7 separate regions of the Homo sapiens genome follow, and all the other regions are linked to region 2. Evidence: chromatin contacts called from ENCODE Hi-C or POLR2A ChIA-PET data. All regions are on one chromosome and are shown on one strand. The core of a region is the stretch at or near the end of the contact, and the rest is flanking DNA. Distances in the headings are between cores, read along the strand shown.

Evidence for each region. Hi-C counts contacts between places; a loop is a spot of excess contacts on that map. ChIA-PET counts read pairs that join two places held with the same protein, here RNA polymerase II (POLR2A). Pooled maps may share reads with other maps.
Region 1: a map with no recorded cell type shows a loop between it and region 2 (2.1-fold over the local background). The contact joins two enhancer-like sites. A Hi-C loop is called at or near these places in 2 of 37 single-sample maps with no recorded cell type and 2 of 50 pooled maps.
Region 3: a pooled map shows a loop between it and region 2 (6-fold over the local background). The contact joins two enhancer-like sites. A Hi-C loop is called at or near these places in 1 of 37 single-sample maps with no recorded cell type and 2 of 50 pooled maps. POLR2A ChIA-PET finds 5 or more read pairs at or near these places in 1 of 52 experiments (Panc1).
Region 4: a loop to region 2 is called in a pooled map, with 6 times the contacts of the local background. The contact joins the promoter of HDHD5-AS1 here to the enhancer-like site in region 2. A Hi-C loop is called at or near these places in 1 of 37 single-sample maps with no recorded cell type and 4 of 50 pooled maps. POLR2A ChIA-PET finds 5 or more read pairs at or near these places in 3 of 52 experiments (CD8-positive, alpha-beta T cell, OCI-LY7 and WTC11).
Region 5: a pooled map shows a loop between it and region 2 (3-fold over the local background). The contact joins the promoter of LINC01664 here to the enhancer-like site in region 2. A Hi-C loop is called at or near these places in 2 of 50 pooled maps. POLR2A ChIA-PET finds 5 or more read pairs at or near these places in 3 of 52 experiments (Caco-2, MCF 10A and WTC11).
Region 6: a pooled map shows a loop between it and region 2 (4-fold over the local background). The contact joins two enhancer-like sites. A Hi-C loop is called at or near these places in 3 of 50 pooled maps. POLR2A ChIA-PET finds 5 or more read pairs at or near these places in 2 of 52 experiments (OCI-LY7 and activated T-cell).
Region 7: a pooled map shows a loop between it and region 2 (20-fold over the local background). The contact joins the promoter of ADA2 here to the enhancer-like site in region 2. A Hi-C loop is called at or near these places in 6 of 37 single-sample maps with no recorded cell type and 5 of 50 pooled maps. POLR2A ChIA-PET finds 5 or more read pairs at or near these places in 2 of 52 experiments (OCI-LY7 and activated T-cell).

The regions. Positions count from the first base shown.
Region 1 is chr22:18,048,618-18,052,713 of GRCh38, forward strand. No RefSeq gene overlaps it. Among named protein-coding and RNA genes, the nearest start is that of LINC01634, 21 kb to the left of the region's middle. Within about 2 kb of position 1,619, at least 2 of the 41 ENCODE cell types and tissues checked have a DNase peak (open chromatin) inside an H3K27ac peak, as active enhancers do.
Region 2 is chr22:17,592,786-17,596,641 of GRCh38, forward strand. It overlaps ATP6V1E1 (ATPase H+ transporting V1 subunit E1), which reads right to left. Exons shown (of 9, transcript NM_001696.4): 8 at 1,744-1,831. Among named protein-coding and RNA genes, the nearest start is that of SLC25A18, 31 kb to the left of the region's middle. Within about 2 kb of position 1,971, at least 4 of the 41 ENCODE cell types and tissues checked have a DNase peak (open chromatin) inside an H3K27ac peak, as active enhancers do; they include OCI-LY7, where a contact is called at or near this core.
Region 3 is chr22:17,962,667-17,966,524 of GRCh38, forward strand. The region is part of intron 1 of MICAL3 (microtubule associated monooxygenase, calponin and LIM domain containing 3); the gene reads right to left. Among named protein-coding and RNA genes, the nearest start is that of MIR648, 16 kb to the right of the region's middle. Within about 2 kb of position 2,130, at least 3 of the 41 ENCODE cell types and tissues checked have a DNase peak (open chromatin) inside an H3K27ac peak, as active enhancers do.
Region 4 is chr22:17,158,117-17,161,903 of GRCh38, forward strand. It overlaps HDHD5-AS1 (HDHD5 antisense RNA 1), which reads left to right and starts at 1,273. Exons shown (of 2, transcript NR_024483.1): 1 at 1,273-1,721. It overlaps HDHD5 (haloacid dehalogenase like hydrolase domain containing 5), which reads right to left and starts at 1,161. Exons shown (of 8, transcript NM_033070.3): 1 at 1,010-1,161. The coding sequence starts at 1,135. RefSeq lists a silencer at 843-1,172.
Region 5 is chr22:17,119,695-17,124,025 of GRCh38, forward strand. LINC01664 (long intergenic non-protein coding RNA 1664) reads left to right here and starts at 1,901. Exons shown (of 4, transcript NR_103793.1): 1 at 1,901-2,345. It overlaps TMEM121B (transmembrane protein 121B), which reads right to left and starts at 1,666. Exons shown (of 1, transcript NM_031890.4): 1 at 1-1,666. The coding sequence starts at 1,433. RefSeq lists a silencer at 1,378-1,507 and an enhancer at 2,093-2,624.
Region 6 is chr22:17,234,551-17,238,644 of GRCh38, forward strand. No RefSeq gene overlaps it. Among named protein-coding and RNA genes, the nearest start is that of ADA2, 17 kb to the left of the region's middle. RefSeq lists enhancers at 1-780, 781-1,706, 2,834-2,883, 2,954-3,043. Within about 2 kb of position 2,546, at least 6 of the 41 ENCODE cell types and tissues checked have a DNase peak (open chromatin) inside an H3K27ac peak, as active enhancers do.
Region 7 is chr22:17,217,366-17,221,455 of GRCh38, forward strand. ADA2 (adenosine deaminase 2) reads right to left here and starts at 2,070. Exons shown (of 10, transcript NM_001282225.2): 1 at 1,991-2,070. RefSeq lists enhancers at 1,447-1,807, 1,648-1,717, 1,728-1,857.

The DNA of each region.
Region 1 (4,096 bases), core at 369-2,868, 460 kb after region 2:
CCGTGCAAAGGCAGACAGAAACGCGTTCTGCCCCTGTCCATTTAGGGAGCTCGGCAAACACCACGTGCCGCTCGCTGCTGTGACGAGCGCCTTCCACCCAGTTATCTCTCCGCCCTCCGCGTTTTATCTGCCTCACAGTGCCTTTAACGGATTTCCTTTCCTGTTCCCCTCCTATTCCAAGTGCTTCAGGTGTTCAAGTAATCATAGCGATTTTAAAAGCCTCTCCTGTTTCTTGCCTGGGAAGTCAGATGGACCCACAGGAAGAATTCACCTCAAGGCTCAGGTGAAGACTGCGAGAAAGGTGGCACCTAGAGCAGAGAAGGATGGCAAATTGTGATTTTGACACGTGGCCTGAGCCACGGTTCTGATTCCTGGCGTGAAAACCCAAGGAGGCCTGAGGGGGCCTCAGCACTGGCTGTGCTTCCCTCATCTTTCCTTCTGTTTAATGAATCTACTCTGCAGAGAGCAGAGCAAAGGAGACCCATGGTCCTCGATGAGCCCATCTTTTTATTTATTTATTTATTTATTTTCCGGGACTGAGTCTCGCTCTGTTGCCCAGGCTGGAGTGCAGTGGCATGGTCTCAGCTCACTGCAACCTCCACTTCCCGGGTTCAAGCAATTCTCCTGCCTCAGCCTCCTGAGTAGCTGGGATTACAGGTGCCTGCCACCACACCCAGCTAATTTTTGTATTTTTAGTAGACACAGGGTTTCACCATGTTGTCCAGGCTGGTCTTGAACTCCTGACCTCAGGTGATCCGCCCACCTCAGCCTCCCAAAGTGCTGGGATTACAGGCTTGAGCCACTGCTCCCGGCTGAACCCATCTTTTAATTTTTTGAAATAGGGTCTCGCTGTGTCGCCTAGGCTGGAGTGCCATGGCGCAATCACAGCTCACTGCAGTCTCGATCTCCTGGGCTCAAGCAATCCTCCCACCTGTCTCCTGAATATCTGGGACTACAGGCGAGCGCAACCTTGCCTGGCTAATTTATTTTTTTTTTTGTATTTTTAGTAGAGACAGGGTTTCACCGTGTTAGCCAGGATGGTCTCAATCTCCTAACCTCATGATCCGCCCGCCTCGGCCTCCCAAAGTGCTGGGATTACAGGCGTGAGCCACCGCGCCCCGGCTTTTTTTGTTTTTTGTTTTTTTTTTAAGACAGAATCTCCCTCTGTCGCCCAGGCTGGAGTGCTGTGGTGCGATCTCGGCTCACTGCAACCTCCACCTCCCGGGTTCAAGTGATTCTCCTGCCTCAGCCTCCCAAGTAGCTGGGACTACAGGCACCCGCCACCATGCCTGGCTTTTTTTTTTTTTGTATTTCTAGTAGAGACAGGGTTTCACCATGTTGGCCAGGCTGGTCTTGAACTCCTGACCTCAAGTAATCCGCCTACCTCAGCCTCCCAAAGTGCTGGGATTACAGGCGAGAGCCACCGCGCCGTTTTTGCTTTTCTAGAGCATTATTAGAGAAGTTTTCCAAATGTTCATTGTTATCCTGAGTGGGCTGAGGGTAGCTGAGAGGGCAGTTAAGGGGTTGAGATGGGGGAGAATGGACTAGAAGAACCCTGTGCCCTAGAGAATCTAGAGAAGTGTCTGCACAATGGCAGGGAGCCATGGCTCCAGGGAAAGGCAGGCCGAGGACAGGACTTGAGTTGCCTTTTAGGGAAGCAGCCTTACCAGCAATTCCAGTTTGAAAAATTACTTTGCCAGCACAGATCAAGACTTGGCTCCTTCTGTCTGGAACAGTATGAGGACGACGTCTTTGGGGTTCTACCCTGCGTCTCCCCAGTCACTCCCTAGCCCATCATTTAAGGGAGGCAGTGGAGATTCTAGGACCCGTTTGCTGGGGTAGGTCCCAGAGGCCTCAGAGGAAGCCTGGCCTCACAGTTGGATAAGGCTGGTAAATATTAGCAACAAAACGGATTACTATGCTGTGCAAGGAACAGGAAGTCTATGCACCCGATTTTTAGGGGAGAGAGAGGTCAGGCTGGGTTTTGGTGCAAACTTTCTGGTTATCTTTCTGCCAGAATCTTCCCCAATGAGCTCTTCCCCACATGCACCGCGTGTGGCAATCCTGGGCAGAGGTAAAGCGATAAAGATGGTGGGAAACCTGCTGCTGCTTCAGGGAATCAGGCCCCCAGAGAAACAAACCGACAGGAGGCTTCTGTGCTAAAGCAGGTGAGGCTGCCCTGCTTGAGCACTGGGGTGGTCCTGGGCAGGAGTCATGGTGGAGATGGACAGGACACCCTGGGGACTGTAGGCTGCCTTGTTTCAGCAGCAGAAGGGTCTCTGTCCCTCTCTGAGGCCAAGTTTCTATGGGGACTCTTGGAACCATCTCTTCTCTGCTTACGTGGCTTCTCCCTTTTCTCTCCCAAAGTTTTAACCCCCAATCCTCTCTCTTGTTATTTGTAATTAAAAAGAAAAGATTGGCCAGGTGCAGTGGCTCACACCTGTAATCCCAGCGCTTTGGGAGGCCGAGGTGGGTGGATCACCTGAGGTCAGGAGTTCGAGACCAGCCTGGCCAACATGGCGAAACCCGTCTCTACTAAAAATACAAAAAAATTAGCTGGGTGTGGTGGCACACGCCTGTAATCCCAGCTACTCAGAGGCTGAGGGAGGAGAATTGCTTGAACCCTGGAGACGGAGGTTGCAGTGAGCTGATTGCACCACTGCATTCCAGCCTGGGTGACAAAGTGAGACGCCGGAAAAGAAAAGGAGAGGGGAGGGGAAGGGAGGGGAGGGGAGATTCCCTTAACGTTAATATTAATACCAGGCAGATGCGGCGGCTCATGCCTGTAACCCCAGCACTTTGGGAGGCCAAGGCAGGCAGACTGCTTGAGCTCAGGAGTTCGAGATCAGCTTGAACAATGCGGTGAAACCCCTCTACTAAAAAAACAGAAACAACAAAAACCAAAAAACCCCCAAAACCTGAGGTGGGAGGATCACCTGTACCTGGGGAGGTGGAGGCTGCAGTGAGCCACAATCATGCCACTGCATTCTAGGCTTGGCAAAAAAGCAAGACCCTGTCTCAAAAAAATTAAAAAAAATTAATATGAATAGCACTTACATTGTGCTGTGCAAGGAACTGTTTTAACCGCTTCACACATACTCATTTAATCTTCACATAACTCCTCTAAGGGAGTAGATGCTATGATATATTTTAAAGAAGAAGAAGCCTGGACATGGTGGCTCACACCTGTAATCTCAGCACTTTGGGAGGCCAAGACAGGCGGATCACTGGAGGTCAGGAGTTCAAGACCAGCCTAGCCAACATGGTGAAACCTCGTTTCTACTAAAAATGCAAAAAAAAAAAAAATTAGCTGGGCATGGTGGCGGGTGCCTGTAATCCCAGCTACTCGGGAGGCTGAGGCAGGACAATCGCTTGAACCCGGGAGGTGGAGGTTGCAGTGTGCTGAAATCGAACCACTGTACTCTAGCCTGGGTGAGAGAGGCTCTGTCTCAAAAAAGAAAAAAAGGGCCGGGCGCGGTGGTTCACTCCTGTAATCCCCAGCACTTTAGAAGGCAGAGGCGGGCGGATCCCGAGGTCAAGAGATCGAGACCATCCTGGTTAACACGGTGAAACCCCATCTCTACTAAAAATACAAAAAGTTAGCTGGGTGTGGTGGTGGGCGCCTGTAGTCCCAGCCATTCAGGAGGCTGAGGCAGAAGAATGACGTGAACCCGGGAAGCAGAGCTTGCAGTGAGCCGAGATCGTGCCACTGCACTCCAGCCTGAGCAACAGAGCGAGACTCCATCTCCAAAAAAAACCAAAAAACACACACACAAAAAAGGCAGCAGCAGCAGAGGCACCGGGGTTTCAGTGAGTTGCCCCAGGTCATGTTGTGTCCGGAATTGGTGGGTTCTTGGTTTCACTGACTTCAAGAGTGAAGCCACGGACCCTCGCGGTGAGTGTTACAGCTCTTAAAGTGGCGCGTCTGGAGTTTGTTCCTTCTGATGTTCGGACGTGTTCAGTTTCTTTCTCCCCGTGGGTTCGTTGTCTCGCTGGCTTCAGGAGTGATGCTGCAGATCTTCGTGGTGAGTGTTACAGCTCATAAAGGCAGTATGGACCCAAAGAGTGCGCAGCAGCATGATTTATTGCAAAGAGC
Region 2 (3,856 bases), core at 721-3,220:
AGAGCGCTGCACATCTTTTTTTTTTTTTTTTTTTTGAGACGGAGTCTCGCTCTGTCGCCCAGGCTGGAGTGCAGTGGCGCATCTCCGCTCATTGCAAGCTCACGCCATTCTCCTGCCTCAGCCTCCCAAGTAGATGGGACTACAGGTGCTTGCCACCATGCCTGGCTAATTTTTTTGTATTTTTAGTAGAGACGGGGTTTCACCATGTTAGCCGGGATGGTCTCGATCTCCTGACCTCGTGATCCACCCGCCTCGGCCTCCCACAGTGCTGGGATTACAGGCGTGAGCCACCAAGCCTGGCCAGAGTGCTGCACATCTTAACCACAGGTGGAAAGCCATGAACCTCTATGTGGCTGGGAAGGACTCACAAAGCCACGCACATCAAAGCCACCCTCTCCTTCCCTGAAGCAAGTAACACATTCCTTGGTGAGAAACTTAACTCATCCCAAATCTGGGGTTCAGACTGCTTACAAAAGGGACACATTAAAAAAAAACAAAACAAAAAAAAACCTAAAGTCACTACTATCTCAGACTTAACTCATCATAATCATCTCACCACAATATGCTGGGTCACCTACACTCTTTCTTCAACAAACATTTACTGAGTGCCTACTATGGCCACAGCAGCTGCAAAGAACACTTCCAATGCCAGCTTAGGCTGGAAGCACTTGCTACAGCCACTGATGAATCCTTAGGAGAACTTAACCCTGGACTTCCAAGGCTCGGCTGTCCAACAGGGCAGTCCTAGCTACAGATGGTTATTGTGTGCTGAGAAACTGAATTTTTCGGTTTAATTAAATATCCGTAAGTGAGTAGTGGCTATGATACTGGATGGGACAGTGGCTACTAGGAAACAATGTTCTGAGGTTTAAGTTACCAGAATATGAAAAAATCAAGGTGAAAGTGCTTTAGTTATAAGACAAGTATCTGCATAAACAGTAAACTGCATATCTAGGTCAGGGAATAACTAGGTTGGCAGCCACAGCAATAGACTCCCACTAGAAGTCTAGAAGATGCCCAGCATTTTAGAACAAATGGAATTTTCCTGGCTTGTTTCCTAGAGTTCCTGTGTACAAATCTGGAAACATCTGAAAAGCCAGCAGCTTTATGATAATTCCTTTAAATAAGTATTTGTGTCTGAGCACGGTGGCTCACACCTGTAATCCCAGCACTTTGGGAGGCCAAGGCGGGTGGATCACCTGAGGTCAGGAATTTGATAACAGCCTGGCCAACATGGTGAAACCCCGTCTCTACTAAAAATACAAAATTAGCCGGGTGTGGTGGCAGGTGCCTGTAATCCCAGCTACTCGGGAGGCTGAAGCAGGAGAATCGCTTGAACCTGGGAGGTGGAAGTTGCAGTGAGCCAAGACTGCACTCCAGCCTGCGCAAAAAAGAGTGAAACTCCATCTCAAAAAAGCAAAACAAAACAAAAAAACACAAGTATTTGCTTTAGTTCCCATCACTCCTGTTAGAGAAAGAACTTGTCAGCACCTTACATGTAGTAAAATGTACATATTCGAATCCTAGGTCAACAAAACACTTGTTCTGACCCCAAATTCACCCTCATGTAAATGTTACCACCTCAGCAAATGCTACTACATGCCCAATTCTCATTCTTTTTGAGAAAATGTCCAAAACTGGAAAGACAGCAACAAATCCCAAATACCAGTGAATGGACACGTGTTCTCTGTCCCACTTCAAAGTAACAGCAGACCAACTACCAAGAAGTACCCCCACACTCACCTGCTGGGCTATGAGATCCAGCCGGCTTTCCAGGGTGTTGGAAACCTTTATTTTACGATCTCCATTATAGATCTCAACTCCACCAGCTCTGCAAAAAAAAAAGCACAGGAAATAATCATTTTCAAAGACTTGAGAAAGATACATGGTACCCTTTACTCCCGCAGAGGAATGCCCTTGTCTTGGTGTGTAGACTGCGCAACCTAAGCAACAGGCTTGAAAGGAACTGAAAAAGCTTCTGAAGATGTAACGCACAGTTGGTTTCAGGAAACCCCAGTCCCCGCCTAGATGTCCATTATATGAAACAGCGTAGTATTTGCATACAACCATCACACATCCTCCCCTATATTGCAAATCATGTCTACAGCACTTAAAATAGCTAATACGATGTAAATGGTTGTTATACCGTAGTGTTTAGGGAGTGAAAAGAAAAAGTTGGTTGAATTCACAGGTGTGGACCCCAAAGATACAGAGAACTGACTGTATTCATCTCAATAACTGTCATTTACCAAGTGACACTATGTGTCAATTTGTTTTGTTTTTTTTGAGACTCGCTCTGTTGCCCAGGCAGGAGTGCAATGGTGCGATCTTGGCTCACTGCAACCTCTGCCTCCCGAGTTCAAGCAATTCTCCTGCGTCAGCCTCCCCAGTAGCTGGGATTACAGGCACCTGCCATCACGCCTGGCTAATTTTTGTATTGTTGTAGAGACGGGGTTTCACCATGTTGGCCAGGCTGGTCTTGAACTCCTGACCTCAGGTGATCCGCCCACCTCTGCCTCCACAAGTGTTGGGATTACAGGAGTGAGTCACCGCGCCCAGCCTGTGTCAATTTGATTTTATGTTACAAAACCTGTTTTAATTATCACAGCCAGCCCTCCCCAACAAAATGAAAAAGAGAGGATTTCATCTCAGTTTGCAAATCACTCAATCCTCATCTGAATGTTTTCTTAAGCCCAATCCTGCTCATTACTGATGAGGCCCTATCACGACTGCATGTGTGTCTGATAAAAGATGCCACTGCTGGCCGGGCGTGGTAGCTCACCCCTGTAATCCCAGCACTTTGGGAGGCCGAGGTGCTCCCAAACTCAAGTTTGAGGCCAGCCTGGCCAACATGGCGAAAGCCTGTCTCCACTAAAAATACAAAAATTAGCTGGGCATGGTGGGGCGTGCCTGTAGTCCCAGCTACTTGAGAGACTGAGGCAGGAGAATTGCTTGAACCCAGGAGGCAGAGGTTGCAGCAAGCCGAGATCACACCACTGCACTCCAGCTTGGGTGACAGAAAGAGACCCTTACTCAAAATACAACAACAACAACAAAAAAAGAGGCTGGGTGCGGTGGCTCACGCCTGTAATCCCAGCTCTTTGAGAGGCCGAGGTGGGCAGATCACGACATCAGGAGATTGAGACAATCCTGGCTAACAAGGTGAAACCCCGTCTCTACTAAAAATACAAAAAAAATTAGCGAGGCATGGTGGCGGGTGCCTGTAGTCCCAGCTAATCGGGAGGCTAAGGCAGGAGAATGGTGTGAACCTGGGAGGTGGAGCTTGCAGTGAGCCGAGGTCGTGCCACTGCACTCCAGCCTGGGTGAGAGTGAGACTCTGTCTCAAAAAATAAATAAATAAATAAATAAGATAAAAAATGCTATGAGGTTAGTGCTAATACGTCAATTTACAGATAAGGGAATCAGGGCTCACTACTATGGTTTGAGTCTGTTCCCTCAGAAACTAATGGTGAAATTTGATTCTCAATGTGGCAGTGTTGGGAGGTGGAGCATAGTAGGAGGTGTTCAGGGCTCAAGGGCAGATCCCGAGGCAATGAACTGTGGCGAGGGCCTGGATTCTAGCTCCGGCAGGACTCGACTGTGAGCAGAGGGTGGGCTGGTATGATAGGGAGTCTGGTTCCCTAGGCTCTCTGGCCTCCTCTCTCGCCATGTGGTCTCTATGCACACACCCACTCCCCTTCCACCTTCTGCCATGAGTGGAAGCAGCCTGAGGCCCTCACCAGATGCAGCTGTCCAATCTTGAACTTTCCAGCCATGAGAATCATGAACCAAATAAACCTCTTTTCTCCATGAATTACCCAGCCTCGGGTATTCTGTTATAGCAACACTAAATGGA
Region 3 (3,858 bases), core at 880-3,379, 370 kb after region 2:
AGGTGTAGTTTTAGGTGCTAGGAATAAGCAATTTCCAAGGACCCTTTGAACAGAAATGAAGCAAATGAGCTACACAGGGCGGCATAAAAACCAGCTGCTGGTGTTACTCCCTTCTTATCTGTATCCTGTGAAAGGGCAGGAAGGTGACAAACACTTGTTTTTCTGTAGGTGCCCAGGTTGGTTTTGAACTCCTGGCCTCAAGGGATCCTCCTGCCTTAGCCTCAGGAGCACACCACCATGCCCAGCTAAATTTTTTTTTAAAAAATTTTAGAGACAGGGTCTCACTATGTTGCCCAGGCAGTCACGAACTCCTACCTTCAAGCAATCTTCCTGCCTCAGCCTCCCAAAGTGCTGAGATTAGAGGTGTGAGCCACCACACCTAGCCAGCGAGAAACACTTCTATTCCAATCAATAATTTAACTTCAGCTACAACCTTCCTAGACACAGATTTACTTACTTATTTTTGAAACGGGTCTCACTCTGTCGCCCAGACTGTAGTGCAGTGGGGTGATCTCAGCTCGCTGCACCCGCCGCCTCCCAGGCTCAAGTGGTCCTCCCACCTCAGCCTCCCAAGTAGCTGGGACTACAGGCATGTGTCATCACGCCTGGCTAATTTCTGTATTTTTGTAGAGACAGGGTTTCAACATGTTGCCCAAGCTGGACACAGGATGTTTAAAGGAAGACTGTTAGGGACACCCATGGCGTGAGATGAAATGACAGCCATCTCCATTCTTTAATGACAATGATTTTGCTCCCCTTGCCTTCACATAAATGCGGGCTAAGGACCTGACAGTCCCTATCTCCCAAGCACTGACGCAGGAGAGCTGTGAACACGTGATGGGCCTCCGTCGCCGGTTCCTTACCCTGCCACGGCCAAGCGCCATCCTGCCTCCATGCAACCCCAAGGAGAGGAGGGCAGTGAGCATCTCTGACACCCCTTGGCACTGAGGTGAGACTCTTCCTGTGAGCCCGCACCCCATCAACGTGCTCCATAAGCCATAGGAGTCACCACAAACTTCGCAAGTGGATAATAGTCAGGCCTCACTGAAGACACAGCTACCCATGCTGATCCAGCCAGGAGGGTCGCTTCTGTGTCTCCTCCTACTCCACACCCACATGAATCCCACAGGCCGATCATTGCCTTGCAAGGTAAGATGCCCTGGTGCAGACAAGGAGCCGCTTTACCCATCAGGCTACCAGCTGAGGGTCAAATAGGCACAAGGTCGTGGGGACATATTTTAAGGACGTGGTCCCTACTCTTGCTGCATTTATAATACACAGTACAATCTGAGACCCTCGCAAATTTTGTAACACAATGGCAATAACAACCATTATTGGTTACCAACTAATTGGTACCATTAAGGTAATAACAGAGAGACTTCCTTCTGGGCCTTCCCCAAAGGCAGACAAAGGTTGGTTTGCTTCCTAATCTCAGTCTCCAGGACATTACAAACAAAGGATTCAAAATGGTGTTACTACTGGAGCTGGAATTCCGTGTTCTAACAAGAATGAAGAAAAGAGCCAATCAAGACCCAAAAAATCTGCCTCTCCTCAGCTCAAGAGGAAGAAGGCCAGCCTGCTGTTGCCCTCTGTCCCTGCATTCCACAGCACCAGGCTCTTCCCTCACATCCCTCTCCTCACATTCTTACCTTATATGATTGAGGCCAAATATGCAAAGCCCCGTCTCCCAGCCATGTACACAGTAGCTGCTGGCTGAGGACACTGCTGCCAACGCCACAGGCCCCAGCGAACAGCCCTGACTCTTATGTGATGATCTGCTTTTGGGTCCTGTCACTATCTGCGCACACAGCACACGTCCACATGTATCACTGACCAACCCTAACAGGGCAAGGGTGGGGATGTCAGAGATTAGCTCCACAGGACTTGGACCCTACGTGAAGATTAAAAATTTAAAATCAAACTCGGGCATTTCTGCCATCTGTAACCCACCTCCACACTAGAACCCTCTGACAGAAAGTTTCTGTGAGTAGGGAAATCTGGTCCACAAATAAGCTGTCCCTTTAAAGATCTGCAGCAACTTAAAACCAGCTGGTTTCTGGTACAAGCCAGTCCTCAGAAAGTAACTCTCACTTCAACTACAGAGGATAAGGTCCAATGATTTTGAGTTTTGTTTTAAAAAACAAAGCAAAACAAAAACCCCGAATTGCTCAGCTGGGACACTGGCTGGTTCAGGAGGGCTGGGGGTTTTCAGAAGCAGCAGCCGCATGGCACTGCTGACCGTAAGCGCACTGCTAAACTGAAGCGCGGTGGAGGTCTGGGAAAAGGGGAAAGCAAACACTCCAAAACAGAAACGCCATCGCTGAAAGGGCACAGAGCAGGTGCGGGCCTGCCCCCAGGTGTCTCCCACTCCCTGCGGTAGGAAGTCCTCTGACAGAGGGAGGAAACTGGGCCAAAGGAAATCCATGCATCCGCTGCTCTCCTTTCCCTCCTTCCCCTTCTATTTAAAAAGAAGAGAGTTTGAGACCAGCCTGGGCAACACAGTGAGACCCCGTCTCCAAAAAAAAAAAAAAAAAAAAGGAAGGGAACTATTTCTGTGCCTGAGAATGGCTGTGCTTGCGAGAGTCCTTCTGTATCAGAAAGCAATGACTTTTTACAGGATTGCAATAATACCCGGAACCCCTAAAAGACCCTGGAACTGGCACAAGGGTGCCTATAATTTCAATGCTTAAGAGAGGTCCTGAAGGCATGTCACTAACACAATGATTAGAGACCATTTCTTACCACACATCAGAGAGTCTTCATGCTTTGGTCTCCTACCTTAGAGAAAGCACTGACTCCATTCATCCCAAGGACTGAAATAATGGTGCTGATGAAGATGAGGCCCCCAGGAATAACTGCAGCTATAGTGTATTCATCACTTACTACTGATATACTGATTGTCACTGTGAGTTAAGTATTTAATACAGCGATCAGCCTCATGTGATAGACAAGAAAAAGGAGACAGAGAGGCTACGTAACTTGCCCCAAGTCACACAGTAAGAGCTGACACCTGATCCCAGGAAGCCTGGAACCGTGAACACTAAGTAGCCTCTCTACTGATATCTGCTATCATCTTAATCCAGAAACCACCCTGTAAGTAGTTATAATTATCTGCAAGTTACAGATAAGGGGGAAAATAGAATTAAGAAAGGTCAGATCACTTGTCCAACTAGTAAGCTATAAAGCCAGGAGTCAAAAATCCAGGTCTCCAACCTCCACATTCTATGCCTTTTCACTACACTGCACTCGAGGGTGGTCTGACCAACCACCACGGGACCAACCACCGTGGGACTTCCATGTAGACAGCTGTTCCCAGGACCAGAAGAAATAATACTGGGCCACAGGGCACACAGGCAATGAAGAGTCAACACACATGAACTAGAGAGGAGTCGGAGGTAACTCCATGCCATGCAGGATCTGCCATCTGCTGCCAGCTTCATCATTCTCAGACAGAACCCTCATCCTGCCACATCCTGCTTGACAACCACACACGTTTCCTTATCATCCACTGCTTCATGCCTCCCATCGAATTTCCAGTCCCTGACTCTGGCCACCCAGCTTCATCCCACTTTCCCTGAGATAACTGCCCTCCAAAGTGGCCCCACAGCCTGTGGGCACATTCCACTCCCTCGGGCCTGGGTGTGGTTCCCCACACCTGAGCGCTCCTCCTCCCCTCTCCAGCCTTATTCCAGAACCCCGCAGAAGACCTGCCTTCTTCACAAAGCCTCCATCTCTTCTCGTCCTTTCTGAGCCCCTCCACCTCCTCACTCCTCTGCAGTTCCAAACAATTCAATCCTTATTCATATCCAGACAGTACTGTTTGCATTGTTTCTGTTTCTCCAATGGAAAATTCCTCAG
Region 4 (3,787 bases), core at 23-2,522, 440 kb before region 2:
TCGAGACCAGCCTGGCCAACATGGTGAAACCCTGTCTCTACTAAAAATACAAAAATTAGCCGGATGTGGTGGCGGGTGCCTGTAATCCCAGCTACTCGGGAGGCTGAGACAGAAGAATCGCTTGAACCCGGGAGGCGGAGGTTGCAGTGAGCAGAGATTGCGCCACTGCACTCCAACCTGGTGACAGAGATGCCGTCTAAAAAAAAAAAATGCAAGGATTACTGTGAAATCCGTATGTTAATGTAAAATATTACTTGTGCGTTTAGAAGACAAAGTGATTCCTTTTTCCAGAAAAGGCAAAACGGCCCAAGGGAGCGTGAGAGCCGTGGATCTGACCAACCTGGTTTAGTGTCCTGTGCCGTCTCCCAGCTGCAGGACCTGAGAAAACGTACTTGAAAACTCGTCAAGCTTCGGCTTCCTGACCACACAAGGTCACACCTTCTCAGAAGTTGCGGGGAGGCTCACACATCACTACCGCGCCGGGCACACAGCAGGCGCCGGCTCCAGCCCTCCTGCTCCCGCCCGCGGAGCCTCCAGCGCTCAGTCGAGGTCACAGCGAGCTGAACTGAACCCAAGGCCCGCACCAAACCCACAGGCACTTGGGGGCGGAGCACCCGCAGGCGCGGCTCCCGGCGCGCGGCCCAGTTTCCTCCACATGCAGATGAAAATCACGACCCAAACGTCCTCATGGTGGAAATCAGAAGACGCGCAGGGAAAACAGGGACGCGGAAACTGCCGGGAAGCGCAGGGGCTGACAAGCAGCCTGGCCCAGGCCGTCCCACGAGCGCTCTCCCGCGGGAGTAGCGTTTCCGAGGCCGCCAGCGAGTCAGAGGAAGGCAGGGCGCATCCGCCCTCCAGCAAGAACGCGATGCACTCGGGCGCGACGACGGTCCAGGCAGTTCCCAGGAGGCTGGGATACCAGCCCGGCCGCCCCTCCTTCCCCGCGGCTCCCCGCCCCGCCTCCGGCCCTGAGTGGCGAGTGGCTCGGCCAGAACCCGGACGTCCTCACCTGAGCGGGGCCCACAGCATAGCACCTGCGGGCGGGGCGGCCCTGGAGCCCCGCAGCCGCGCGCGCCGCCCGCCAGCAAAGCCCACGCGCCGCGCCGAGCGCAGCCACACAGCCCCACGCAGCCATCCGGCCGTCGCCGTGCGCACGTGCACGGCGTGCGGCCCCCCCCCCCCGCGAGTCCGTCCGCTGCACAGCCAATCAGCGGTCGGCGCGCGCGGCATCACGGGAGTTGTAGTCCTGTAAGCGCGCGGAGCCCGTCGGGCGCCTATGGAACTCGACCCGCAGGCCAAAGGGGCTCCGTTGCAAGGAAGAAGTGCGGGGTCCCGCCGCCTCCTAGACCGAGATCGCGGTGAGCTGGCCGCGGCGCACAATGGGCACGGCCTGGGCGGCGGCGTCCGTACTATCGCCCTGTGCCTGCGGATCCCGGTAACATTGCGCGGCAGGCCCCAGGCCGGCCTCCCTCAGCTTCGCGGACTGTCTGGGCCGGGGGTCTCAACCTTGACTTCAGGGCCGGGCCGCTGGGGCAGACCCTTAGTGATGTTCAGGTCCTCTGGGCCCCTGCCAGTCAAGGGACGCTCGTCGCGCGCCAATTGTTAAGTCTTTCATTGTTTCTGTAAACCTGCTGACGCCCTCCCAGCGCATAGGGAGACTGCGCACGTGAGTCCGCCCCCGCGCGCACTGCGGAGAGGTAGAGGCACGAATGTAGTACAAGGTACAAAATGACTACTCCAGAGAGGGCCAGATGACTAAGTCAGCAAACACTTAGGGAACACGACTGTGTCCGCTGCGCGTTTCCCGGAGTAGACACAAGGGTGAATGAACAAAGAATGGATTTCGGTCACTGAAAGTGGAGAGGTAGCCGACTCCGTCCGTGGAGGCCCTTAGCAGAGCTGGATCTGGTAGTCCCCCGGTCATGAGGGGAGATTCTGCTGGAGGAAAGAGGTCTCCATTCCCACCGTTTGAAATGTGTAGGATGCCCTCAGATTCTTTGGCCCATTCATAGGTATAGCTATGCTAAAAACGCGGGACCCTACAATGTACTTAGCACTAGCAGAGAGGGAGTCGAGGATATGGACAGAGACTGCACTAGCTCACACATTAGCAGGCCAGGGTGCGGTGGCTCACCCCTGTAATCCCAGAACTTTGGAAGGTCAAGGTGGGAGGAAAACTTGAGTCCAGGAGTTCCAGACCAGCCTGGGCAACATAGGGAGACCCCTTCTCTATTTTAAAAATAATAAAATAGGGCCGGGTGCGGTGGCTCACACCTGTAATCCCAGCACTTTGGGAGACTGAGGCGAGTGGATCAGGAGGTCAGGGGTTCAAGACCACCTAGCCAAGATGGTGAAACCCCGTCTCTGCTGAAAACTGCAAAAATTAGCCAGGCGCGGTGGCAGGCGCCTCAAGTCCCAGCTACTCGGGAGGCTGAGGCAGGAGAATCGCTTGAACCCAGGCAGCAGAAGTTGCAGTGAGCCGAGATTGCGCCAATGCACTCCAGCCTGGGTGACGGAGTGAGACTCCGTCTTGAAAAAAAAAAAAATAATAATAATAATAATAAAATGAAGAAGTAGTTAGCGGTGTCCTTTGGTCCTCAGCTTTGAAGGGCAAGATCTTAATTCAGTTCAACTACAGCTAATCAGAATTTGGAAGACTAATTCAAGTCAGTCAAACTCACAATAGCCCGACACTTAAACCCTGCCAGGGGACATAGCTCTCTAGGATTGCAATGTTCCTAATCCCTTCCTTCTATTAAACTACCTAGAAACTGATTTAGTCATTAGAAATTTCTTGGTATGATGGCTTTTAAACATGCCCACAGTTTTTTTTGACAATCGGCTCCTCAAAAGCATAGCCAGGCGCGGTGGCTCACACCTGTAATCCCAGCACTTTGGGAGGCCAAGTCAGGCGGATCATCTGAGATCAGGAGTTCAAGACCAGCCTGGCCAACATGGCGAAACCCGTCTCTACTAAAAATACAAAAATTAGCTCGTCATGCACCTGTAATCCCAGCTACTTGGGAAGCTGAGGCAGGAGAATCGCTTGAACCTGGGAGGTGGAGGTTGCAGTGAGCTGAGAGCGTGCCACTGTACTCGAGCCTGGGCAACAGAGTGAGACTCTATCTCAAAAAAAAAAAAAAAAGAAAGAAGAAAAAAAGGCCGGTCACAGTGGCTCATGCCTGTAATCCCAGCACTTTGGGAGGCCGAGGTAGGTGGATCATCTGAGGTCAGGAGTTCGTGACCAGCCTGGCCAACATGGTGAAACTCTGTCTCTACTAAAAATACAAAAATTAGCCAGGCATGGTGGTGTGTGCCTGTAATCCCAGCTACTTGGGAGGCTGAGGCAGGAGAATCACTTGAACCTGGGAAGCAGAGGTTGCAGAGAGCTGAGCTGAGATTGAGCCACTGCACTCCAGCCTGAGCGACAGAGCGGAACTATGTCTCCAAAAAAAAAAAAAGCTGGAGTTGGGTGGGTATGGTGGTTCATGCCTGTAATCCCAACACTTGGGAAGCCGAGGCAGGTGGATCACTTGAGTCCAGGAATGCCAGACCAGCCTGGGCAACGTGACAAAACCTTGTCTCCACAAAATATATATATAAAAAAAAAATTAGCCAGGCATAGTGACACACACCTGTAGTCCCAGCTATTCTAGGAGGCTAAGGTGGGAGGATCGCTTGAGCTCAGGAGGCAGAGGTTGCAGTGAGCCAAGATTGTGCCACTACAGCCTGAGCAACAGAGTGAGACTCTGTCTCAAAAAAAAAAAAAGAAAAAAAAAAAACCTGG
Region 5 (4,331 bases), core at 651-3,150, 470 kb before region 2:
TCCACCAGGCAGCCGCCCAGCAGGCGCAGAAGGCGGCTGCAGCTGCCAGGCCCGGAGGCCTGGCCCCAGGATGCAGCCGCTGCGGCCGCGGCGTTGAGCTCGTAGAGCCAGAGCACCGGCGAGGCGAGGGTGAGGAAGTAGACGGCGATAAGCAGGTAGCGCAGGTGCGCGGGCAGCGGCACGCGGCCCTCCAGCATCAGCTCCACCAGCGTGAAGCTGTCGAGCAGGTCCAAGCACGTGCCCAGGAAGCATCCGGCCGCGCGGTGCCGCTGGGGCTGCAGCAGCAGGGGTCCTGCCGATCCCGGGGGCGCGCCCGCCTCGCTGATGGCCCGCACCAAGCTGTAGAGCAGGGGCACCGACAGCGCCATGGTGAGACGGAAGCCCGTGGTGCCGAAGGGCGCGCGTAGCTCGATGAGGTCTAGGATGGACGTGCCCAGGATCAGCACCACCTTGGGAGTGAAGGCGATGGAGTAGATAAGCCAGGCCAGGTAGGCGAAGGCGAACTCGCCCGCTGCCGCGGCCGCCCCCAGGCCGCCCCCCGCGCCGCCGGCGCCCCCGCGGGCTCCGCGTGCCTTGGCCCCAGCGGTAGCGGCCGAGGGGGCGGGCAGATGCAGGGGCGGCGCGGCGTGGTGGTGGTGCAGGTGGTGGTTGTGCGCGCCGCTGGCTGCGCCGCCCCGACGGCCCCGGCTGTTCTTGGCGAAGAAGATGGCCCAGCCCACCACCACCACCAGGTCAGTGGCGATCCAGGAGCACCAGTACAGGTCGGTGACGGCGATGAGGTACAGGTCCAGCAGGCCGCCCTGCGCCAGCAGCAGCACCACGGACAGCGCCTGGTAGCCCCAGCGGCACCTGGGACTGGGGGCGCAGCCGCGGCGCCGACCTCTGCGGCCGGGGCGGTCTGGGCAGCCGCAGCAGCAGCAACACGGGCAGCAGGAGGCGCCGCTGCCGGTCCCGGTGCCGCCCGCGCCCCCCGCCGAGCGGCTCCCGGGGCCCCCGACGGCCCCGGCCGCGGCGCCCCCGCCGAAGTCCGCGGCTGTCATGCTGCAGGAGGAGGTGGGCGTGGAGGTGGAGGAGGAGGTGGCCGCTGAGGAGGAGAAGGCGACAGGCGCGGGGCCGGCGGGGGCGCCCACCTGAGCCGGCGGCCCCAGGAGCGCGGCGTTGGGCACCAGCGGCTTGCTGACGCTGAGGCTCTCGTCGTCGTCCTCGCGCTCGGCGCCCGTGCTGCTGCTCGGGGAGCCGCCGCCCCCGCCGCGTCTGCCGCCGCCTCCCCCGCGGCTGGTGCTGGTGCTGGTGCTGCTGTCGCCGGAGCCTCTCCGGCCGCGGAAGGAGCCCCCGCGGAGGAAGAGGGGCTGCAGCCGGGCGGCTGCCGGGGGCGGCGGGAAGGAACCGGACGCGGAGGAGACCGAGCGAGGGTGGCCGAGCGCCGGGCGCATTGTCCTCCGAGGGGCTCTGGGGCCGCCCAGCTGTTCCCTCCCCGCCAACCCCGGGCGGGCGAGGCGGGCTAGGCGGCCGAGGGGAGCCGGGGCCCGCCGCCTCCCCAGCAGTGGGGACTCGCACCTGGGCCGGGCGGCGGCGAGATCCGGACTGGAGCCACTGGACTGGGCGAGCCGGGCCGGGCGGCAGGGAGAGGGGGCAGGCGGTGAACCGAGCGGACCGCGGTGAAGACAGGCGAGGCGGGGGCGGGGCGGGGCGGGGCGGGGAGCGAGTCCCGCCGGGAGGGAGGGAGGCTGGCGGCGGGGAAACCAGGACTGGATTCGAGGGGGAGAGGAAGCAGCGAGACCAGAGGAGGAGAAAGCGCGGCGCGCTGGATCAACGGGAAGAGAAGGGGCGGGGGTGCAGTGCGTCACAGTCGGGTCGGGAGCCCTGTGGCCTGGAGGAAGCGGGAGGAGGCGCGGGCAGCCGCCAGGGCGAGGCGACCCGGTGCGGGGGGACTCCCATGGAGCGCGGACTCCTAAGGAAGTCGCTGGGAATCCCACCGGCTGTACCGCAGGGCGTTAGTACCTAGATGGCTTCGGTGCCCCCAAGCGATGGGCTCAAGCTACAGGGCGGGCTTTGCACCTGGCCTTCTCAGCTCTGAGGCAGGCAGTGGGCAGCTTCGCCTCCACCCTCCGTCCAGCGCCCTTCCCATGGGGCCATCCGCCTCTCCCTAAGGCACTAAAAACCAGTGGAGGAGTCAGGCCATGTTGGCAAAAAGGGCTCGGGCAGCAGCCCCAGACCTATAGTCCTAAATATCCATGTACCCAGCCCTGGGGTCGCGAGCCATCTCAGGGACGACCCGATTCCAGCGGATGGAGAAGTTCCCTGAAAACACCTGCCTGGGAGGAGAGACGAGGGAACGAGATTGGGCAAGTGGCATCCGCCCAGCGGGCTTCTCAAAGGTTTTTAAAGCAGAATGGGACGTAATAGGAAGATGTGTCTAGCAGAGAGTAAAATAAAGGGGCATTTAGAGGTGTGGGCACCTGGATGAAAACAAAGGCTCCAAAGGGATGATGGTGAGGGTTACAGCCCACCACAGTAGACAGAGACACCAAGGAAGGAATGCAGTCAGTGGCCCTGCGTAGACAGTCTCAGGAGAGAGCACACCAGCTCACCCCAGGACTCATCCAAGGCTGGGGATGGATGTCGATGCAGCAACTCTGGAAGGCAGAAGGTAGAGTGCTGCCTTTAGGGGTTTAAGGGAGAAGGAAATGACTAGAGCAGTTGGGGCTCAAAAACAATCTGAGGTTCACCAATAATGGAAACATCCCATTCCCAGCCCCATGAAAACAAGGCAGAAAGCTTGCCTGCCCTATTGGCCTCTGCACCCTTGTGGGGCCTGTGGGCTCCCTGATTTCATGACCTTTGAAGCTGCTGCTGCGGGCTCATCTCCCCTAGGTAACAGCTTGCAGCGTGATAACACCATGCAGTGTGAGGGAGCTGTATGCAGTGGAGCCGCAGGGGTTAGTCAGGCCTCGCCCCTAAATCTGCCTCTTAAATAAGAGTCCGTTTCAGCCAAACCTGCCTTTTCCAGTTCCGTGGAGGTCAGTCTGCACAGCCAATCCCTGGTAAATATACAATTTAGAACCTGCACCATCTCCACCTCCCCCACACACACCACTTTTGGAAAGCTGGCATGGTGGTGAGGGCAGGAGCTCTGGGGCCGCCATCCCACCTGTGCCACTTAACACCTTTGTGGTCTTAGCCTGAATATTTCACCTCAGAATGTTGATCTGTAAACAGGACCCCACCCCAGCCGGGCGCGGTGGCTCACGCCTGTAATCCCAGCACTTTGGGAGGCCGAGGCGGGCGGATCACCTGAGGTCGGGAGTTTGAGACCAGCCTGACCAACATGGAGAAACCCCATCTCCACTAAAAGTACAAAACTAGCCGGGCATGGTGATAATCCCAGCAATTTGGGAGGCAGAGGCGGGCAGATCACCTGAGGTCAGGAGTTTGAGACCAGCCTGGCCAACACAGTGAAACTCCGCCTCTACTAATAATACGAAAATTAGCCAGGGGTGGTGGCACGCACCTGTAATCCCAGCTACTCGGGAGGCTGAGGCAGGAGAATCGCTTGAACCCGGGAGGCAGAGGTTGCAGTGAGCCAAGATTGTGCCATTGCACTCCTGCCTGGGCAACAAGAATAAAACTCCATCTCAAAAAAAAAAAAAAAAGGACCTCACTCCTACCTTAAGGGATTGTTGTGAGTATGAAGAGAGATCATGTGTGTAATCTCTCTTCGATGACAGAGCCAGTCCCTGGCTCAGAGTCCATGCTCAGTTAAAGGTCTCTGTGTTATCATCATTCCATTAGCCCATGCCTTAGCCTCCCAGGGAACATCGACTCATAGCAGGGGCCACCAATGGCTGTTTTCTGCCTGGACTCTTGAGTTCTGCTCCCCAGTAGCGTTGCACTTTGGTAAGTGCCCAGGAACAAAGCTGCCATGGTTAGGAGCACTGATTCTTGGAGCCGGTCTTCTCAGGCTCACAGTGTGAGACATTCAGGGTGCCAGTTGGGGCCAGGGTCCACCCATGTGGGGCAGGGTGAGGTCAGGAGTTCAAGACCAGCCTGATCAATATGGTGTTTCACCAATACTCCGTCTGGGGGGAAAGCAAACAAACAAACACTTCAGTCCTACCTGAGGTGCCCAAAAATAAACAAACAAACAAAAAACCTGGCCGGGCACATTTGAGATCAGCCTGGGCAAGATAGCAAGACCTCATCTCTAAAAATAATTTTTTTTTTCAAGACAGAATCTTGCTCTATCCCCCAGGCTGTAGTGCAGTGGTGCGATCTCGGCTCACTGCAACCTCCGCCTCCCGGGTTCAAGCGATTCTCATGCCTCAGCCTCC
Region 6 (4,094 bases), core at 1,296-3,795, 360 kb before region 2:
GAGCCCCGGAGTCCAAGACCAGCGCGGCCAACATAGCGAGACCCCATCTCTACAAAAAAATTAAAAGTGTGCCTTTACCTCCTCCCATGTGAAGAGCAGGTAAGGGGTAGACTTTTGGCCCCGTTTTATAGAGAGAAACTGAGGCTCACAAGGAAAAACAATCTGTGGACAGGGATACACCAGGAAGTTCCAAGCTGAGGGTAAATTACCCTAGAGATCTGCAAAAGTTCAACTGATGGCTGCCATGGAGGAAGTGGGTCCAGATGGGGAACAGGGCCATCTCCGCCTTCAAAACAACCCCAAACAGGGCTTGGAATAAGATCGACCATAGGCCAGGCTCGGTGGCTCACACCTGTAATCCTAGCACTTTGGAAGTCCGAGGCAGGCAAATCACAAGGTCAGGAGTTCGAGACCAGCTTGGCCAACATGGTGAAACCCTGTCTCTAAAAAAAAAAAAAAAAAAAAAAAATCGACCAAAGACCCCCCCTGATATTTCCCCAGCTTCTTGGCCAAGCAGGGGATGAGGTCAGGGTCTGTCTCTGTGGGACGAAGATTAAGGACTGGGGTCTGTGCATGCCTGTGCGTATGGCCCTTGCCACCCCCATTCAACCAAGAACATCAATTTGCATCTGAAACTGTTCTATAGGTATGCCAGAGCAGCCTCCTAGGCGGCATCTCTTCACCCCCAGCGCAAATGGTGAGATTTGGGTGACTCCATCCCCCAAACACAGAACCTGGCGAGGTCTGTGTTAAAATGTAAATTCAGGAGTCATAAATATTTTTAAAGTTGTAATACAAGAAACAGATTGTCCGGGGGCCAAAAGGATGACCTTTTACATGCAAATGAAAATAATGGATCTTTAAACGCAGTTATTGTCAGGATGATGAGCTGACTAAGACTGGAGGAAAAGAGGCCTCCTGGGTGGGCGCCAGCGTGGGATAAAGAAAAGACAACCAGAGCAGAGATGAAAAAGACCGAAAGGGGATGCAAGCACCCAGGAGAGTGGACTGAGAAGTTCTAGGGGCAAGCCGGCGTGCAGAAAGAGGACCAGATTCCTGGGGTCAGTAACTAAGGATGACAATGGAGGACCCCAAGGGGCCCTCTGGGACAAAAATAGGACTGGGATGCACTATCTCAGAAACTGGATGCAGGAGCTCAAGGAAAACACCTTAGCACCGGGGTTTCCATGTCCCCAGCACTTCTCACGCTCAGTGTTTTAACTCTCATTTCCAGACAATGTAATAACATAGCGGGTACTGGGGGTGTGGTCCCTGTCCTCATGACGTTTACAAACAGAACATGAATAAATGATGGATTAAATAAATTACATGGAAATACATTTAGGATATGGAAGGAAAGGAACAACACAGGAGGGAGACCCAACCCAGGGCAGGGGGTGCAGGATTGTTTCCCACCAGAAATGACATTCACAAAGGATGGATAGGAGTTGGCCAGCAGGAGAAGCAGACTTTCAGGCCCAGGGAGAAAGTGTGTTCAAAGGTCCTGAGGTGAAAAGCTTAAGAAACTGAAAGAGGGATGGGGGGATAGCAAAGAAAAGTGGTGTGCTGGGCATGGTAGCTCACACCTACAACCCCAGCACTTTGGGAGGCCCAGGCAGGAGGATCACGTGAGGACTGGAGTTTAAGACCAGGCTGGGCACCACAGGGAGACCACATCTCTACAAACAAATTAAAAAATTAGCCAGGCATGGTGGCACGCATCTATAGTCCCAGGTACTCCCAGCTACTCAGGAGGCTGAGGTGGGAGGATCCCTTGAGCCCAGGAGTTCAAGGCTGTGGGGAGCCATGATCGCACACTGCACTACAGCCTGGGTGACAGAGTGAGACCCCATCTCAAAAAAAAAAAAAAAAAAGGAAAGTGAGTAAAGAATATGCGATGCCAAGTGAGAAGTGACAGCTCATATTAACCCCCATCTGGAAGCTCTGCTCCATCTGATGCAGAGAGAATAGAAAGAAATCCGTCCCAGTGGATTGAAACAGCTCCTTTTTTTTTTTTTTTTTGAGAGGGAGTTTCACTCATTGCCCAGGCTGGAGTGCGATGGCGTGATCTTAGCTCACCGCAACCTCCGCCTCCCAGCTTTAAGCGATTCTCCTGCCTCAGCCTCCTAAGTAGCTGGGATTACAGGCATGCTCCACCACATCCAGCTAATTTTGTATTTTTAGTAGAGACGGGGTTTCTCCATGTTGGTCAGGCTGGTCTCAAACTCCCGACCTCAGGCGATCCGCCCCCCTTTGGCCTCCCAAAGTGCTGGAATTTCAGGTGTGAGCCACCACGCCCGGCCAGAAATAGCTCTTAAATCTATTTTATTGTTTATTAAAGCCATGGTTTGTGCTTTCCTGGTCTTCCCAGAGTTCTAGGCCCTGCCTTGGCTTCTCAGTTTGCTTCTCCCCAGCCCCTGAACCCAGCCTGGGGGACAGCCCTGGTTCTCTGGATGGATGGATGTCTGTCTGCTGATGAATGTGCAGTCACTGCCCACTGTGAGTTTTTTGCAGTGGTGATAGAAGGCTTGGAGGGGTGGGTACTTATCCCCAGTCAGTCATCAGAGAGCCCTTCAGGAGACGTCACTCATTTCTGTCTCATAATGAAACTGAAAGTTGAGACCTCTACGGAATAAAATAGGAAGGACAGAAAACTTCTGGTCCTGGGGCTGAGGTTGGGTGGTGGGGAGGGGGCAGGAAATTGGCTGCAGCCAAGACCCTTATTGTGCATGCCTTGAGAGGCCAAGCCCTGCAGTCAGCTGAGCTTGCTATTTTAGGTGAGGAGATCAGCCTTCAGAATCAGCTTATGAATCTTCAGACACCTGACGACAACCCAGAAAACAGGAGAGGAGGAGGGACTGGCCAGGGAGCCGGAGGCCTCCAAAGGGCCAAAGGAAAGGGCCCTTGTGGGCAAGAGCATAAACACCACCCAGAAGATGAGCGGGGATGACAGTTCAGGCCCCGCAAGAGGAATGTCCTCTGGTCAGAGTGTCAAGGCCGGTGGGTGCAGGGGCTTGGGGCCGAGTGGCAGCTTGCCCATCTGGTGGCTGCACCTGACAGGCACCGTTCACATGGACTGGGTTGGTGTGCACTGGGGCTGACCAGTGTCCTACAGAAAAGCTGAGAATGCTTTGGCAGCACTGAGACAACATTTAGGTTCGGCAATGACACAGATTCACAGATTTAAGCAAAAGCCTCCATTTTGTGGGCCATCAAACTGCCCATGGACAAGTTGTGTACCCACAAGAGACTGTTACCACCCCAACTTGCCTCTAGCCTTAGAGATGTTAGAGTAAAAAACAAAAATCAGTGGTCACATGTAAGCAATGTGTGTGTATGAAGTTAGCACAGGTGGCTACAGAGTGTATGGCAGAATATCAGGAATAGACCAATAGTCTGTGAATAAGAGGCCGGTTAAGTAAATTACGGTACCCATGTACCGAGTCCTATGTTTTATAAAGATAGATGAAGAACTTTTTCTATGCACTATAAAAAAACCTTCGCCGGGCACGGTGGCTCACACCTGTAATCCCAGCACTTTGGGAGGCCAAGGCGGGTGGATCACGAGGTCAGGAGTTCGAGACCAGCCTGGCCAACAGTGAAACCTCGTCTCTACTAAAAATATAAAAATTAGCCGGGCATGGTGACAGGCGCCTGTAGTCCCAGCTACTACTGGGGAGGCTGAGGCAAGAGAATTGCTTGAACCCAGGAGGCAGAGATTGCAGTGAGCTGAAATTGTGCCCCTGCACTCCAGCCTGGGCCACAGAGCAAGACTCTGTCTCCAAAAAAAAAAAAAAAAAAAAAAAGGCGGCCGGGCGCGGTGGCTCGTGCCTGTAATCCCAGCACTTTGGGAGGCCGAGGCGGGTGGATCACCTGAGGTCTGGAGTGCGAGACCAGCCTGAGCAACATGGTAAAACCCCATCTCTACTAAAAATACAAAAAAATAGCCAGGCGTGGTGGCAGACGCCTGTAACCCCAGCTACTTGGGAGGCTGAGGCAGGAGAATCACTTGAACCCTGGGGGGGCGGAGGTTACGGTGAGCCGAGATTGCGCCATTGCACTCCAGCCTGGGCAACAAGAGTGAAACTCCATCT
Region 7 (4,090 bases), core at 820-3,319, 380 kb before region 2:
GCATCTTGGTATTTCAGAGCATTAGCATTAGAAAGGATTATCAAAACTTGCAGAGAGCAGCCAGTTCAGGGTGGCAACGAGCAGGGACTGAAGGAAGGAAATGTATTCAGCATCTCCTCACACAAGGCTCTATGCTGCTCCTTTACCTGGGTTATCTATTTGAATTACATTTAAGAAGGGGCAGTGGCTCATGCCTATAATCCCAGCACTTTGGGAGGCTGAGGTGGGCAGATCACTGGTGCCCAGGAGTTCGATACCAGCCTGGGCAACATAGCAAAACCAAAATACAAAAATTAGCCAGGCGTGGTGTATTGAACCTGTAGTCCCAGCTATTCATGAGGCTGAGGCATGAGAAGTTCTTGAACCTGGGAGGCGGAGGTTTCAGTGAGCCTAGATTGCACCACTGCACTCCAGCCTGGGTGACAGAGCAAGACTCTGTCTCAAAAATAAATACGTAAATAAAATTTTTAAAATGAAAATAAAACGATTGTTTCTCTACACTTGAAAGTATGATACAGCATACTGGAACATGTCAAGACTGTAAATTAGGAGACCTTAGGAACAGCCTCAAATTAGTATCATTCTAACTGTGCAACCTTGGGCAAATCACTAACGTCTCCAGATCTCAGTGTCCTCACCTACAAAAAAGGTAACTTGGACAAGATCAGTGGTTTTCCAAGTGCAGCATGAATATCATCAGTGGCATAAATACAATCTTAGGTGGCTCACAAATGGATAGGGGTTATGTTGACAGATAGGTAATTTTAAAACATGTATTAGCACATCAAACCCATGATATCGTAACTATTATTGTTTTTGTTGAAAAATTTTTAAGTTAAAGAAAAATATTAAGTAAATAGAGGTGCAAGGATATGACAAAAATGGAAAGTTTGCTACTCATTAAATCATTTTAATATCCAAGATTCTTCCCAGCTCAGTTATTCTGTAGTACATCAGATAGCAAAGAAAATTTTAAGAAGGAACTAGTATCAGCAATATGCAGTTATGGCAGAAGCTGTACCCCCAAAATCAGAGTGCTGGACGTCAGCAGAACCCCTTTAACTTCATTAAGTCCTTGACTCTCTTTTTTGACCACGGTGTTTGCCTGCTACTAAAATCTCTAGGGCAGGAGCACGGTGACTTCTATGTCACCATCCCACCTACCCCATGCCACATTCTCCATCAACAGCCCCGCCCCTTGTCCCTGTCTCCCTGGTGACACATAACAAAGGCCATCAAGCTCCCAAATCTTCAACTCCATCCTCTCCAAGAAGGACCCCAAAAGCATTTGTGTCCCAGCAACTGTGAACTTTTCCAGGCTGCCAGACAGAAGTTTATCTAATGGTGGTCAAGACCTGCCTGGTTGAATACTAGTAAAAACAATCCTTATTCACAATTTATTGCTATATCTACTTCATCTTCTCTCCTCCACAAGATTTTCCTTTTACTTTTAAAAGAGGATGCATGAAAACTTCATAAAGTAGTTTGCTTCCAGACTAAGAAGAAAGGAGGCTGGGTGTGGTGGCTCTGCCTGTGATCCCAGCCCTTTGGAAGGCCGAGGCAGGCAGATCACCTGACGTCAGTCGTTCAAGACCAGCCTGGCCAACACGGTGAAACCCCGTCTCTACTAAAAATACAAAAATTAGCCGGGCGTGGTGGTGGGTGCCTGTAATCACAGCTATTAGGGAGGCTGAGGCACAAGAATGGCTTGAACTCGAGAGGCAGAAGTTGCAGAGAGCCGAGATCGTGCCACCACACTCCAGCCTGGTGACAGTGGAGTAGGCCACATGCATCTGTGGTCCTGAGTAAATGCCCTTGGGCCCATTTTCAAAAGCCTGTTGGGAGAAAGCCTGTTACTCCTCCACTGAGAGTCTCAGACCCAGCTCAGATGGAGACAGGGAGAGGTGCAGGTGGATCAAGCCCAAGCTCCGGACTTCCCAGCTACCTCCTGAACCTCATCATCCCACAGCTCCCAAAGGACCCCAGTTACCTCGGAACAGCTCCAGAAACTGAGGGCTGTTTGCTCAGCGCCCCAGCATCTGTGCAGAGCACCGGAAAAGCTCACCAACTGTTTCACTTCCTGTTGGGGTAGGTTTTATTTCCCTCCAGTGTGCACCAGGGATCCAACTAGAGGCCGGGGAGAGGGGCTCTGCAGTGCTGAGGCAGCCAGAGTGGCAAGTGTGTGGCTTACATGCATGCTTGCTGTGTGCATCTGAGTTTGATGTGGGGGGCTTGTGCGCATGTTCATGTGGGTGTTTGTGTGTTCGTGTGTGTTTCGGTTTATGTGCATGTGGGGTTTGTTTTTTTTTTTTTTTTTTTTTTTTTGTAGACAGAGTTTCACTCTTGTTGCCCAAGCTGGAGTGCAATGGCGCAATCTCAGCTCACTGCAGCCTCCGCCTCCCGGGTTCAAGCAGTTCTCCTGCCTCAGCCTCCCGAGTAGCTGGGATTGCAGGCGTGCGCCACCATGCCCCACTGATTTTTTGTATTTTTAGTAGAAATGGGGTTTCACCATGTTGGTCAGGCTGCTCTCGAACTCCTGACCTCAGGTGATCCGCCCACCTCGGCCTCCCAAAGTGCTGGAATTACAGGCGTGAGCCACCATGCCCGGCCGCATGTGGGTTTATTTGTGTTGGAGGGAGGGTGTGTGTGTGTTTGTGTGTACTGTGTCTTTGAAAGGTCCACAGCATGTTGGTTTTGGAAACAAGCACCGCAAAGAGGCACTCCAAAATCTGTTCATGAACTCTGGGAAGTTCTCCTTCCTCAAAATGTGATTGTGGACTGTGGGGCAACCCATTAGACAGAGAGTAAAAAGTAGCTATAATAAAATATATGTTTTAGGGGGGAAATCAGGGATGCGGGGACAGGACAGTAGAGGGGGCAGGAGGTAGGAGACAAGAGCTGGGGTGTGAAGAGGACCAGCAAGAACAACGCTCCAAGGGACAAGTGGAGCAGACAAGGCTCCTGTACCCAGGACGGTCAGAGTCAGACCTCGCTTTGTAGCTGGCCTTAGCACTGTAGCAGTGGGGCCTCGACCAAGTTGTTTCAACTCTCTATACTTCAGTTTCCTCATCTGAAAATGTGGATAATAAAAGCACCCACCACAGAGGGTCCATTGTCAGAATTAAAGGAAAAACACATGCAAAGTACCTGCCACATAGAAAGCTCTTGATAAATATTAGCCATGACTATTCTTAGAAGTAACTATTGGGATGCCTCATCCAAGCCAATTAGAAATGCAGACATGGGAGGCTACACCAGGGACCTCCATGTCACATGCATGGTCTAAAGACTCGATTGCACCCCACTCCTCCCCAGTCCCACTCAAATCTACCCCCAAGACCCCAAATCTACCCCCAAAAGCCCACGGCAGTTTCAGTTCTGCAGCTCCCATACATCTGGAGCCTTGATGCTCCTTTTTGTCATTTTCTCCAAAAAGTACCAAGGTCATTCATTTAATAAACAGGAAGAAATCCCAAAGTGAAAACACAGAGGGGTCAGGGATTCCCTCATCAAGAGTTCAAGACTAGGCTGGGCTCAGTGGTGCATGCCTGTAATCCCAGCACTTTGGGAGGCCGAGGCAGGTGGATCACAATGGAAGGGGTTCGAGACCAGCCCCTACTAAAATACAAAAATTAGGTGTGGTGGTGCGCACCTGTAATCCCAGCTACTTGGGAGGCTGAGGCAGGAGAATTGCTTGAACCCTGGAGGTGGAGGTTGCAGTGAGCTGAGATTGCACCATTGCACTCCAGTCTGGATGACAGAGTGAGATTTTGTCTCAAAAAAAAAAAAAAGAGTTTAACACTAATTTTTTGAAAGTTAGAGGAAGCAGAATGCACCGCAAGTAATAAGGAGAAACAAGATTGATTCCAGCGCCGCACAAAGGGAAACCACCAATTCTGAAAGTAAATCATGTGAAGGGTTTTTTGTGGGTTTTTTTTATACTTTAAGTTCTAGGGTACATGTGCACAATGTGCAGGTTTGATACATAGGTATACCTGTGCCATGTTGGTTTGCTGCACCCATCAACACATCATTTACATTAGGTATTTCTCCTAATGCTATCCCTCCCCCAGCCCCGACCCCCCCGACA